Regions from separate parts of the Homo sapiens genome. Here region 2 is linked to region 1. A link is an interaction called in ENCODE POLR2A ChIA-PET data of the cell type or tissue named here. Cell type or tissue: A673. All regions are shown on one strand. Links, peaks and the distances in the headings refer to the core of each region. The heading gives the core; the rest is flanking DNA.

The links. Peaks named below come from ENCODE experiments on the same cell type or tissue, not always from the same donor. Only the 100,000 strongest peaks of a DNase experiment are listed, where the experiment ranks them.
Region 2: POLR2A ChIA-PET joins it to region 1 with 5 read pairs; 1 of 35 experiments calls an interaction of 5 or more read pairs at or near these places.

The regions. Positions count from the first base shown.
Region 1 is chr3:193,814,952-193,820,322 of GRCh38, forward strand. No RefSeq gene overlaps it. Among named protein-coding and RNA genes, the nearest start is that of LINC02038, 26 kb to the right of the region's middle. RefSeq lists enhancers at 141-1,052, 3,852-4,480, 4,481-5,108. In A673, for the core only: no CTCF peak of the experiment used is centred there; DNase peaks (open chromatin) are centred at 1,900 and 2,150; H3K27ac peaks cover 1,524 bases.
Region 2 is chr3:194,999,929-195,005,299 of GRCh38, forward strand. No RefSeq gene overlaps it. Among named protein-coding and RNA genes, the nearest start is that of XXYLT1-AS1, 92 kb to the right of the region's middle. In A673, for the core only: CTCF peaks have their summits at 2,175 (motif pointing right) and 2,380; DNase peaks (open chromatin) are centred at 2,193, 2,503, 2,883 and 3,183; H3K4me3 peaks cover 836 bases; H3K27ac peaks cover 2,876 bases.

The sequences.
Region 1 (5,371 bases), core at 253-5,252:
TACACAGCACAAGGACACCTGGCCACGGGGCCAAATGGGGATGGAATCCCAACCACCCTCCACGTCCTAAGCTATATGCTTGGATGGGGTTACCCAGACAGCAAAAGGGGCACTGTTTTCTAATACACACAAAGATAAAGTGTGGGCTAGAGGCCTGCCCTAACATTTGCAGAGCCTGGGGCAAGAATGCAAATTAATCAATCTATTATTTAAAAGTTATAAAATAAGCCTAAAACTATTAACTAAAATATATTTTATCCTTCAGCCAAGACAAATAGATCTTTATAATAACATGAAGCCCATGTTCTAATTTAGAATTCTCAAAAGGGGAGCTTACCCCTAGCCCATGCCCAACCCCCTTCCCTTCCCTTCCCCAGCAATGTCCTTGCCCACAAGGACCATTATGCATCCCCATCTGGACACAGCAGGGCACCCAGCTCAGAAGCCCAGGTCCTCTTCCAAATCCCTTGAATGCAAATATCCTGTGTTGCCCCTGGACCTAGGGGTGCACACACTGGCTGTGTATCCCTCGGTGGCCCCCGGGCTTAGGGGTGGGTGCACATGCTGGTTATATATCCCTTGGTGGTCCCTAGGCTTTGAGGTGCACGCACTGGCAGCATATCCTGGGCCTAGGGGTACACACGCTGGCTGTACAATCCATACTTGGGAGAACAAATCTGAGGAAAGACCCATGTAGGCCCCAGACCTGGCTAGTGGTGTTTTGACAGGGAATTCCAGATGCTCAGGGTAAGGACTAGACTGAGGAATGCAGGCTCCTGGTAGCCGTATGCCCTTGACTTGTTGGGCTCCTTGCCCATGGGCATGGGCATGGTCCTAGAAAGTGCTGGACTCCTCTAGCACAGGCCTAGGCGTGAGATTGCTGTACTGGTAGCAGCCGTAAGTGTTAAGTTCCACAGCTGGGTAGGTGGGGAGAATGAGGTGGCAAGCGTGGGCCTTCATCTAGCAATCCCTTGTCTGCCCAAGGCCAGGTGATGACATTCAGTGGCTCATGTCTGCTGCTCTGTCCAGCTCTTTGATGTCAGGTGCCATGTCATTTTTGTACTCTTGGTAGCAACTATTAAAGCACTATCCTTCAAGGCATAAGTGTTCAAGGGGCAGTTCTAAAATGTGTCGTGATACACATCATGAAAATAACACTGGACTTGGAATCAGGACGCGTGGGTTCTCTCTCTGCTCTGCCACAGCTCACTCAGCTTAGGCTTATCATGTTTCCTCCCCAGGCCTTATATTTTCCCGTCTAGAAAATAAGGGTGTTGGTGGCCGGGCTGTGTGGCTCACGCCTGTAATCTTTGGGAGACCGAGGCGGGTGGATCACCTGAGGTCTGGAGTTCGAGACCAGCCTGACCAAGATGGAGAAACTCCATCTCTACTAAAAATACAAAATTAGCTGGGCGTGGTGGTGCATGCCTGTAATCCCAGCTACTTGGGAGGCTGAGGCAGGAGAATCGCTTGAACCCAGGAGGCAGAGGTGTGGTGAGCCGAGATAGTGCCATTGCACTCCAGCCTGGGCAACAAGAGCAAACTCTGTCTCAGAAAAAAAAAAAAAAAAAAAAAAGAAAAAAGAAAAGAAAAGAAACGAAAAGAAAAGAAAAGGGTGTTGGGCCGACAGTTTCCAAAGTTCCATTCGGATCTGAAGGTCTGTGGTTTATGACTCCTGCAAGCTAGTTTTCCTTATCTGTCCATCTTTCTCAACCCTAGGTACTCAGTACAATGACCCAGGAAGTTTTACCAAAAAATACCAGAGCCCAGGCCCTACCCCCAGAGATTCTGCTTCAGTTCTTCTGAGGCGTGGCCCAAGCCAAAGCTCCCCAGTGACTCCGAAGTGCAGCCGCGGCTGAGAAGCACTGTTAGAGTTGGACGGCAGCTCTTGACTCCTCCCACTCCTCACCCACATCCAGGGACAATGGAGCCGGACAGATGCCTGGCTGCAAAAGCAGAACAGCTGTAGGCAAGGCTAGACTCTGGGATCCTGGGGCGGGGGTCTCCTGCTCACTCTCCAGGAAGATGGGAATAAAGAGACCCAATTTCCTGGCCTCAGGCTCCTCGCCTCCCTATCCATCTTCCCATCCTCCAGCTGAGAGCCTAGGGGGAGGAGGAGGGAGAGCAGGCAGCTGCCTAATCTGGGGAGATTTTCTCAGGGGTGGGGGAGGCTGACTTTTGGCTCCAGTCTTCCTCCGCCCTCACAGCTGGAGCAGCCAGAGTGAGCGCGCTGGGGCTGGGATCTCAGCTGCTGGCAGTTGTTCCCATGTTCTGTCCCTGACAGCTGCAAATCTGCTGACGTGTTGCATGTGTGTGTGTCCACATGCGAGCGTGGACTCCAGCAGAACAAATAAGAATAATAAGCAGAACAAATAAGAGGTAGAATGTGGAGCCCAGGAGGTTGCCTGTTCTTCCTAGACTTCAAGTTACCCCTGAAGCCTTCCCTGACCCCCAGCTTCCTCCAGGCTGTAGCTCCCACGAGCCCCTCGTGCTTCCCCTCATTGAGAGTCCATGCTAGCAGCGGATTCGATGATTCCAATAGCTACATTTACTGAGCGGGTCCTGGGTGCCAGGCATTCTCCTAAGCAGGGTAGATTAATGGTTCTATTTAACCCTCAGAATAACCTTATGAAGCAAGCATTATGATTATTTCTATTTTATAGATGAGGAAACCAAGAAAAGATATGTTAACATTTAATCCAAGATCACACAGCTGCGAAGATTCAAAGTCAGGCAGCCTGGTGCCAAAACGTGAGCTCTTTAACACGTTGCTATTCTGCCTGCTGTTGGTGATTGATCACAGGTGAAGGCCTGTTCCAATAAATGAGGTCTCTCAGCCCTGACATTCTAACAGTGGTGTTGCTTGTAGAGACACACATTTTATACTTTGAGTTTTTTTTGTTGTTGTTGTTTAGATCAGAGTTTATCTTGGACAATATTGGCTGAGTTCATAAGCCAAAGTCAGAAGCACCTGTCATCATCCTGTGGGGCTCTGCTTCTGGGTGGACTGTAGGAGAAGTCCTGAGAGGAGAATGGTCTGGGCAGCATTGCCAGAACTGGGCTACAAAACAAGATTGTAAAACCACTGAACAAGAGAACCCCCGATGGTGGTGCAGAATGTGTGGGGCCTGCACCCTCCAGCTTGCAAAGGCTTCTGTTCCCTGGACACCTGAGGCCTTCGCCCAACAGTAGTGTTGGGTTGGGTTGAAATATCCACATGCCGGCCGAGCGCAGTGGCTCATGCCTGTAATCCCAGCACTTTGGGAGGCCAAGGTGGGCGGATCACGAGATAAGGATATCGAGACCATCCTGGCTAACAAGGTGAAACCCCGTCTGTAGTAAAAATACAAAAAATGAGCCGGGCGTGGTGGCAGGCACCTGTAGTCCCAGCTACTCGGGAGGCTGAGGCAGGAGAACGGCGTGAACCTGGGAGGTGGAGCTTGCAGTGAGCCGAGATTGAGCCACTGCACTCCAGCCTGGGTGACAGAGTGAGACTCCATCTCAAAAAAAAAAAAAACAAAAAAAAAAACAAAACGGAAATATCAACATGCCATTGCTTTCAGTGATGGCACAGGTCCTGCCTTTCTAAGATGGTGAGAGGCTCGGGGGCAGGGAGGGGCAGAATACAGCTTGTAACCTGATGTCCATAAAGCTTTTTGGTCCTGGGGTGTTTTTTGCTGAGCATACTGACCGAATATGTGCATGACTGTAGGGATGGGGCATCTATGAGACGGAAGTAACCATGAGAACAGCTATTAAACAAATGAAAACAGGTCGGCCATTCACTGCAGAGTTCAACTGATGCCTTCCCGGAAATCTCATTTGAACCCCCAACTTGCTTTTATGAGTTTAATCCTCTTCATCCCCTCTCCTTAGCCAAGTTTCATTCCCATTTGTTTAATTACCAGTTGTATGAACAAGTCCTTCCATTTTCTCTTACTAGGTTTTACATTTTCATTCATTGACACATTATAAAAATTAAAGTTCTTTACTAGAGAGAGGTGAATTCTGCTTCAGAAGAGTGAGTTTTTATGGGGTGTCAAAATTTAATGTGGATAAGAATGCACCATGGAATCACCAGGGTGTCTGGTTAAAATGCCGATGTGGCTTCCATCGGTCTGGGAGGTGGCCTAGGATTTTACGTTTCCAAGAAGCTTCCAGGTGATGACAATGTTCCTGGTCCACAGACCACACGTCGAGGTGCAAGGTTGTAGAGAGCCTGTGAGACAAACCACATTAACCTGAAGACTAGAGACCAAATAGCCATTCAAGCAATGCATCTACACTCTAAACAGCCCTATGGGCAGGTAAGTACTGCAGCCTCATCCCCGTGGGGAGCCTGGACCAGCCTCACTCGGCTTCTCTTTCAAATGAGCCCATCTGTTGACAGGCTGCACCTGCATTCACATCTCTGCACCTGCATCTCTGCTCAGGTACATTTTTGTCCTAAATCCCTGAAGCCAGGCTTTGTAAAAAGCCTGAGCTGGCTAAAGAATTGCTAGGAAGAGGAGGCGAGATGGTGTGCCAGGGGCATAGCGAGGAACGGGGGACTGGTGGGCCATGCCGCGCAGTGCCTGGATGGCCATGGTTGCCGAGTTTTGAGTGCAGGAGTAATATAATCTGATTTTTACTTTAAGAGGTATTCTCTGACTTTCGTTAGAATGGACTGGAAAATGGGACGGGGGAATAGAAACCGGAAGGGGAGGTAAGTGGCTGTTGAAGTTCCAGGTGGGAGAAGGTGGCTGGACTGAGGAAGGCAGCAGCAGAGCTGAAGAAATGCATGTCTAGAACTTCCCTGTTTATACTCGGGCCTCTTGAGAACAGGGAATGTGCTTTACCCATTTGCCTGCCTTCTTCAGTCAAGCTTCATGAGTGGTAACACCCAGCAGCTGTAATTCTCTCAGTTCCCACTCGCATATTCATCTGCAGCAGCCTGGTTCTGCCCTGCAGTTCTATTGGAACTGCTCTGTCAGAGACCACCTGGGATCCTCACAGAGTAAAATAACCTCATTTAAAAATTCTGTCTCGCCACTTCTATTCAACATGGTATGGGGGTCCTAGCCGGTTTAATAAGTCATGCAAAAAACAAGGCATACACCTTGGAACAGAAGAAATAAAACCATTTTTTTGTGAACAATGTGATCATATATGTAGAAAATCCTAAGGAATTTTCAAAAAGCTACTAGAACTGATAAATGAATTCGACAGTGTCTCAGAATATAAGGTTAATATGTAGAAATCAATTGTATTCCTATATGCCGGCAAAGAACAACCCAAAAAATAAAACTTCAGAAATTCCATTGACAGTAGCATAAAAATATTTAGGAATAAATTTAATAAAAGATATTTTAGACTTATACACTGAAAACTA
Region 2 (5,371 bases), core at 88-5,087, 1.2 Mb after region 1:
TGTTTACAGTTTCCAAATGAGGCAGAGGGGCTGGTTCACTGCTGCCTGGGAGTCAACACAGGAGAAAAGCTGTCATCCCCATCTCTCTCGCAATCTCTCTCTCAAGGTTTATTATAAAATACCTGTCCCCCGCCCTTCCTCTGGATGGTAAAATAGAGCATCCTCTGCATTGAGTTTTAATCACCACTGACAACCAGCTCACTTCAAGGTCTAGAGTACACATCAGAACGATCTTACATAAAACAGGATGTTTTTTCAATGTCCGGGTCCTGCCCACTGCAGTGCAGAAGATGGTGCCTTCCCCCGGCTTTGGCTAGAGAGCATAGGGGTATGTTAACCTGGCTGGTGATGCAAGGAGAATCCCTTAGAGGAAGCTAGAGTGACAGGATGGGTTGATTATTTCAAACAGAGATGGTTTCATGAGACTGCATGCAAGAGTTAGAAAAGTCTTCTAGATTTTTTGGTTTGGAGGCACACCAGAAAGGAAAGGTGAGATCAGGGTACCCAGGTGGAAATCCAGGCTCTCCCCAAAACCCCAGGCTCACTGAGGCAGCCTGACACGCTACTCCTCTCAAAGTCTTAATTGCATTGTCTGTAATTTAAGGAGTTAGACTAGATTCTCTCTAAAATTTCTTCCAGTTTAATGCCCATGAGTCCTGATTAATTTTGATTTTGTTATGCCCCACTTCATATGATTCTTGGTGGCTCACAAAAATAAATTTGGCATAGGATTGTAAAGACTTATGCAAAGAAATTGGATGGGAAAGAAGAGTAAAGTGAGGACACTAAAATAAAATTAGCCTCTAAGCTGCATGGTAAGGTCCTATGCACTTTGTTAAAGGTGAGCCATATTTTTGCTTCTGAGCTTCCTACCAGCCAATGCAGAGAGGAAAATGTGATCAGTTTTGAGACCAAGATAATGGTAAGAAAAGACCAGTTTTCAGGAAAGCATCAACTCTTCTTGGTTCTAGGGCCTGAGGCATTTCTCACTTAGGTCTTTAAAGTGAAGGAATGCTGGCATGTTAGAGCACATTCTCAACAGAATCTTTTCAGGGAACACATTAACCTCTTTATAAGGCCCCTCAACGTGGCCAGTGACATAACTGCAAAAGCAGTGTGGTGAAATCAGTTTGACCTGGACCAAAAAGCTGCGATATAGATCTGGAGTTCTCTGGTGGTCTTTGTAAGCCGAGGGGAATAGCAGAGTAGCTAGGACAGTATTTCTCAAACCGAGGGGCTAAGGGCTCCTGGGGTTCCCCAGACATATTCTTGAGCCAGACAGTGCTGATTCGGAGCAGTTATCCTCAATCACGTTCATGTACATTTCAATAGAGGCAGAGGAAAAGAAACGGATCTGCCAAACGGCCACCTGGGCCAGTGGGCCATCTCCATCACAGTGCGAATTTAGTGTTAGTCAATATAAAGGGGCATGAGTGTGATGTGGGCATGCTCCTGCCACCTAACCCTGCGCCTCCATGCTGCCACAATCCCTGCTACTCAGTGACAACCGCAGACTCAAGACTAGCCGGCCTTGGTCTGTGTAAAGCTGCCTTTCTTAGCTCCCAATTGCCCCACAGAGTAAGGCTGAAATTCCTCTACAGGCTGTTCAGGTCTCTGTGTGATCCACACCACCTTCTCCTCTGGCTTCAACAGGGATGCTTCTCTATCCTCCCCCTCCCTCCCAATGTCAAGCCCTGACCCCTGAGTCAAACCATTGATTTGCCTTTGTGCAGACATCTTCCAACCTCTGAGTTCCCTTTGCCTCTCTCCCCTCCCAAGTTTCTCTTTTGACTTCCTCCCATCCTCCAAGGTCCAACCCAAAGACCACCAAAGTTAAGCCTTCCCCATTTTTCCAGCAGATGAAATCTCCCTCCCTCCCAGAGCACTTGGCCAATGTCACATCCATTGACACAACTCTTATTTCTGCTGGGCATGGCTGACTCAGTGAACATGCAGGATGAAGTACAGAGAAGCCTTCAGCCCACAAGAAGAATTTGGTTTCTTGGGCTTAGACCTGTCTTCTCGGCTTGACTGGGGGCTTCTTGAGGGCAAGAGCCCCAGCTCACAAGTCCCAGCCCTCCTGCCACATTCCCACAAGTTTTGCTAATGTCTGCAGAATTCACTTGCAGTAAGGAGGGGTGTGGTGTGGCTGCATCAGGGGAGAGGATGCCTCAGACAGCCAGCAGGTGGTGGGCTTGCTGGCTGGGCGAGCTGGGGCAGGACTTCTAATCCCTTTGTCACAGCTGGGCTGGCCTGGACAGTGGCCAAGGGCAGGAGGGGGAGGGAGGTTGCCTCCCCGTAGGTGAACACCTGACACACTGTGTGCTTATTGGCATTTCTTGCTGCACCTGTTTATTTAACCAAAGCATTCTGATCACAATGCCCATTAAACCTTGTTGACATATTTGAAATTCTGCATTCATGCAACTCAAGCGTCAGCCTTCCATCTGCCAGCTGTATCCTATATTAATTAAAACAGTGGATGAGGTAAACCCAGTTAATCCTCTGGGGGAGAGGTGGGGTTTGTTTTTCAAAGGGATACAGTTTCAGCTTACAGGGTGCATTGGTTTGCTTTTCAGAGTTCCAAATGGGCATTTGTTGTGCACACACTGTGCCCAGAACCTTCTGCTAAATACAGCCTTGCCCCTGATCACTCCTGAGTACTGAGGAATGAATGTGGGTAGGTGCAGTTGTGCATGTGTACATGCGTGAGCTATACACGTGAGCGTTTTGTGTGAGCCCTTGTGTTCATGTGGGTGTGAGTACCACATCTGCATCTGATCAACACCCAGTGACATGCCACCCTCCACGAATGCACTCGGCACACCAAGTTCCATTTGTTCTTTGTTATCCTTAAAGCACCAGGGAAGCTGTACTGCTCACATCAATCACTTGAGATTAAAAAAGAGACAGACTTTGTGTTTACTCCGAGCTCCCTGTGATGATCATTACTAAGACTTGTAATTTCCCTCCATGAGAATCTGGCAGGCTGGGAATACTTTCTTTTGATGGTTGGCAGCTAGCTCTTCATGGAAGAGCTTAGTTAATTCCTCCCAGGCAAGTTATGTGTCTCACTCTGAATGACAGTCTGGGACCACGGAAGGCAGGACCCCTGTGCACGACTCCGTGGGAGAGGTTTCACATGGGAGAGGAAATACAAGGGGAAGGAGCCTCCTGGGACTGTGCAGCACGGGGTCCCCAGTGGGAGGAGCGAGGCCTGGCAGTTGGGAGTCTGGGGTTGGGTCTGGCCGCAGGCCCACCATGTAATCTTGCAAAATTACCTCGTCTTGGGCTCTGCTTCCTCATTTGCAAAATGAAGAGATCGGATTGCATCATTTCTTAGGTCCCTTGTGTCTACAGGCTCTAGGAGTGTGCCAAGAAATGGAGTTGATCTGCTGGTTTTGGTGGGAACCACAGCCTCCTAAAAATGTTAGAGCCGGAGGGAACCTCAGCTCAACTTCTGTGCCTAACCTCCTCATTTCCCAGAAGCAAGTGACTTGTTCAAAGCAAGTCAACGCAGAAGAAATAGAGTATGCATTCTGGGATGGAAACAGAGCCAGCCCAGGTCCCTTGGTGAGGTTTTGAATGCATTTCATTTCCAAAAGGCAACCGAGATCACTTCCCCTCCACTTAGGTCAGGACTTGGCTCAGGCCTCACTCAGCTCCTTCCCAAACCCCTATTCCCTATCTGAGCTCCCCTCGTCCCAGCACCAGGCATTCATTTGTGTGGTAGCAGCTGGAATACTCAGGGCTCCTGGTACACATAGAGTGGTCCCCAGCCCCCGCAGCAGCACCCAGCAGCTTGTTGGAATGGCAGGACATTGGGCCCCACCCCAGAGCTTTCAATCAGATCCCCAGGTGGTCCTTCAGCTTGAGAGCTGCTGTTGCAGGACCACCTGGTCTCTCCTACTCTGTTCCACTCCCCTTCTCCCCAGCTAGACTGTGAGCTTTTTAAGGGTAGGTCACGCAGCTCATTCCTGTGTGCATCCCAGGGTTTGGAATGGTCCCTGGCGCAAAATAGGTGCTCATCAGGTATTGGATGAATACATGAGTGACATGAACCTGTGCAGGCTTCTTGAAGGCTGTGAACATAGCACCAAATCTGGAAGGGAAGACCGAGTGTTGATGGAGAGATAAAAGTGACGGTCTGCAGATAGCCTTCTCCCTGCCCTCGCTAGAGGCAGGGGGTCAGGACTAGCCTGGTTGGAAGGGATGACTGTGACACGAAAAAGCATGAGAGGAGGTAGAAGAGGAGGGAAGGGGAGGATATCAGGGAGTTGAATGATGCCACGATCAGAGTGTTTGGGACAGACCTGTGTACCCCGTTCATGTCCACCTCCCCTAATCTTACTTTCCTAAAGCAAACGTTCCCTATTTTCAGATGATTCTGAGCAAAGGCGAGGAGCATGATTGTTCAAAATGAGAATCTGAGTTCAGATCCCAGTCCCATTGTGTACATGCTGTGTGATCTCGGGCAAGTGACTGACCCTCTCCCCGTGTCCGTTTCCTCATTTCTAAACTGAGGATCACAAAAGAACCTTCGAAGGGTGCCCTGAGGATTAAATGAGATCGTATAATGCATTGCTACAGGGCCTGGCACAAGGAAAGGGTTCAATGGATGTGAAATGATCATAAGTGAAAGAATAAAATCTGATCACTAGCTGGCTGGAGACTGTCCAGTCTGGGAGTCTGGCACCCAGCTCAGTTTGCAGGTCCTAAACCTGGGCTCCCACACCCAACGCTTTGGTTTTTCCTCCCATTGGCCCTCTAGGCCTACTCAGAAACTCTTGTCTCCCTGAGCCCCTCAGATTCATATGTCTCAGGACGGTTGGGTGGGGGGATTCTCTCTTGTCTCCAGAACACTGGCATGGCTTGCCCAAGCCATAGAACCCAGTTAACCGCTCCCAGGCCCTCCCACCCAAATGCCATTGTCTTCATGTTGGCAGCTGACAGAGGTGCAGCGAATGTTTACATCCCTAAATTAGAGAAAGCCTGATAGCACCAGTCTGGGGTCTCCTGGCGGCCTCCTTGTACTGTTTAGCTGCGTCCAGGATTCTGCAGTCGGGCCACCCACCCACAGTGCAGGTGGAATACATTGTAGCCTATGTGAGTGATGCCTCCCTGGAATTGTGCAGTACACAAGCCAAGCAGATGTATGCAGGGCTCTTGTCCCCAGGCCCCACAGCCATTCGTGTCATGCTCCTTGTGAATAAGGTAAGGGCTTTAGGAACAGCTTTGCAGGTAGTGGGCACGGGCAGTTTAAAGTAGTCACAGGTCTGCTCTTTAGAAACAGTCCCTGCCATTTAAAATTCTTGAAAAAAGAATCTCAATCTCCATTCCAGCCATCTAGGAGAGGGAAGAGCTGGGGAAA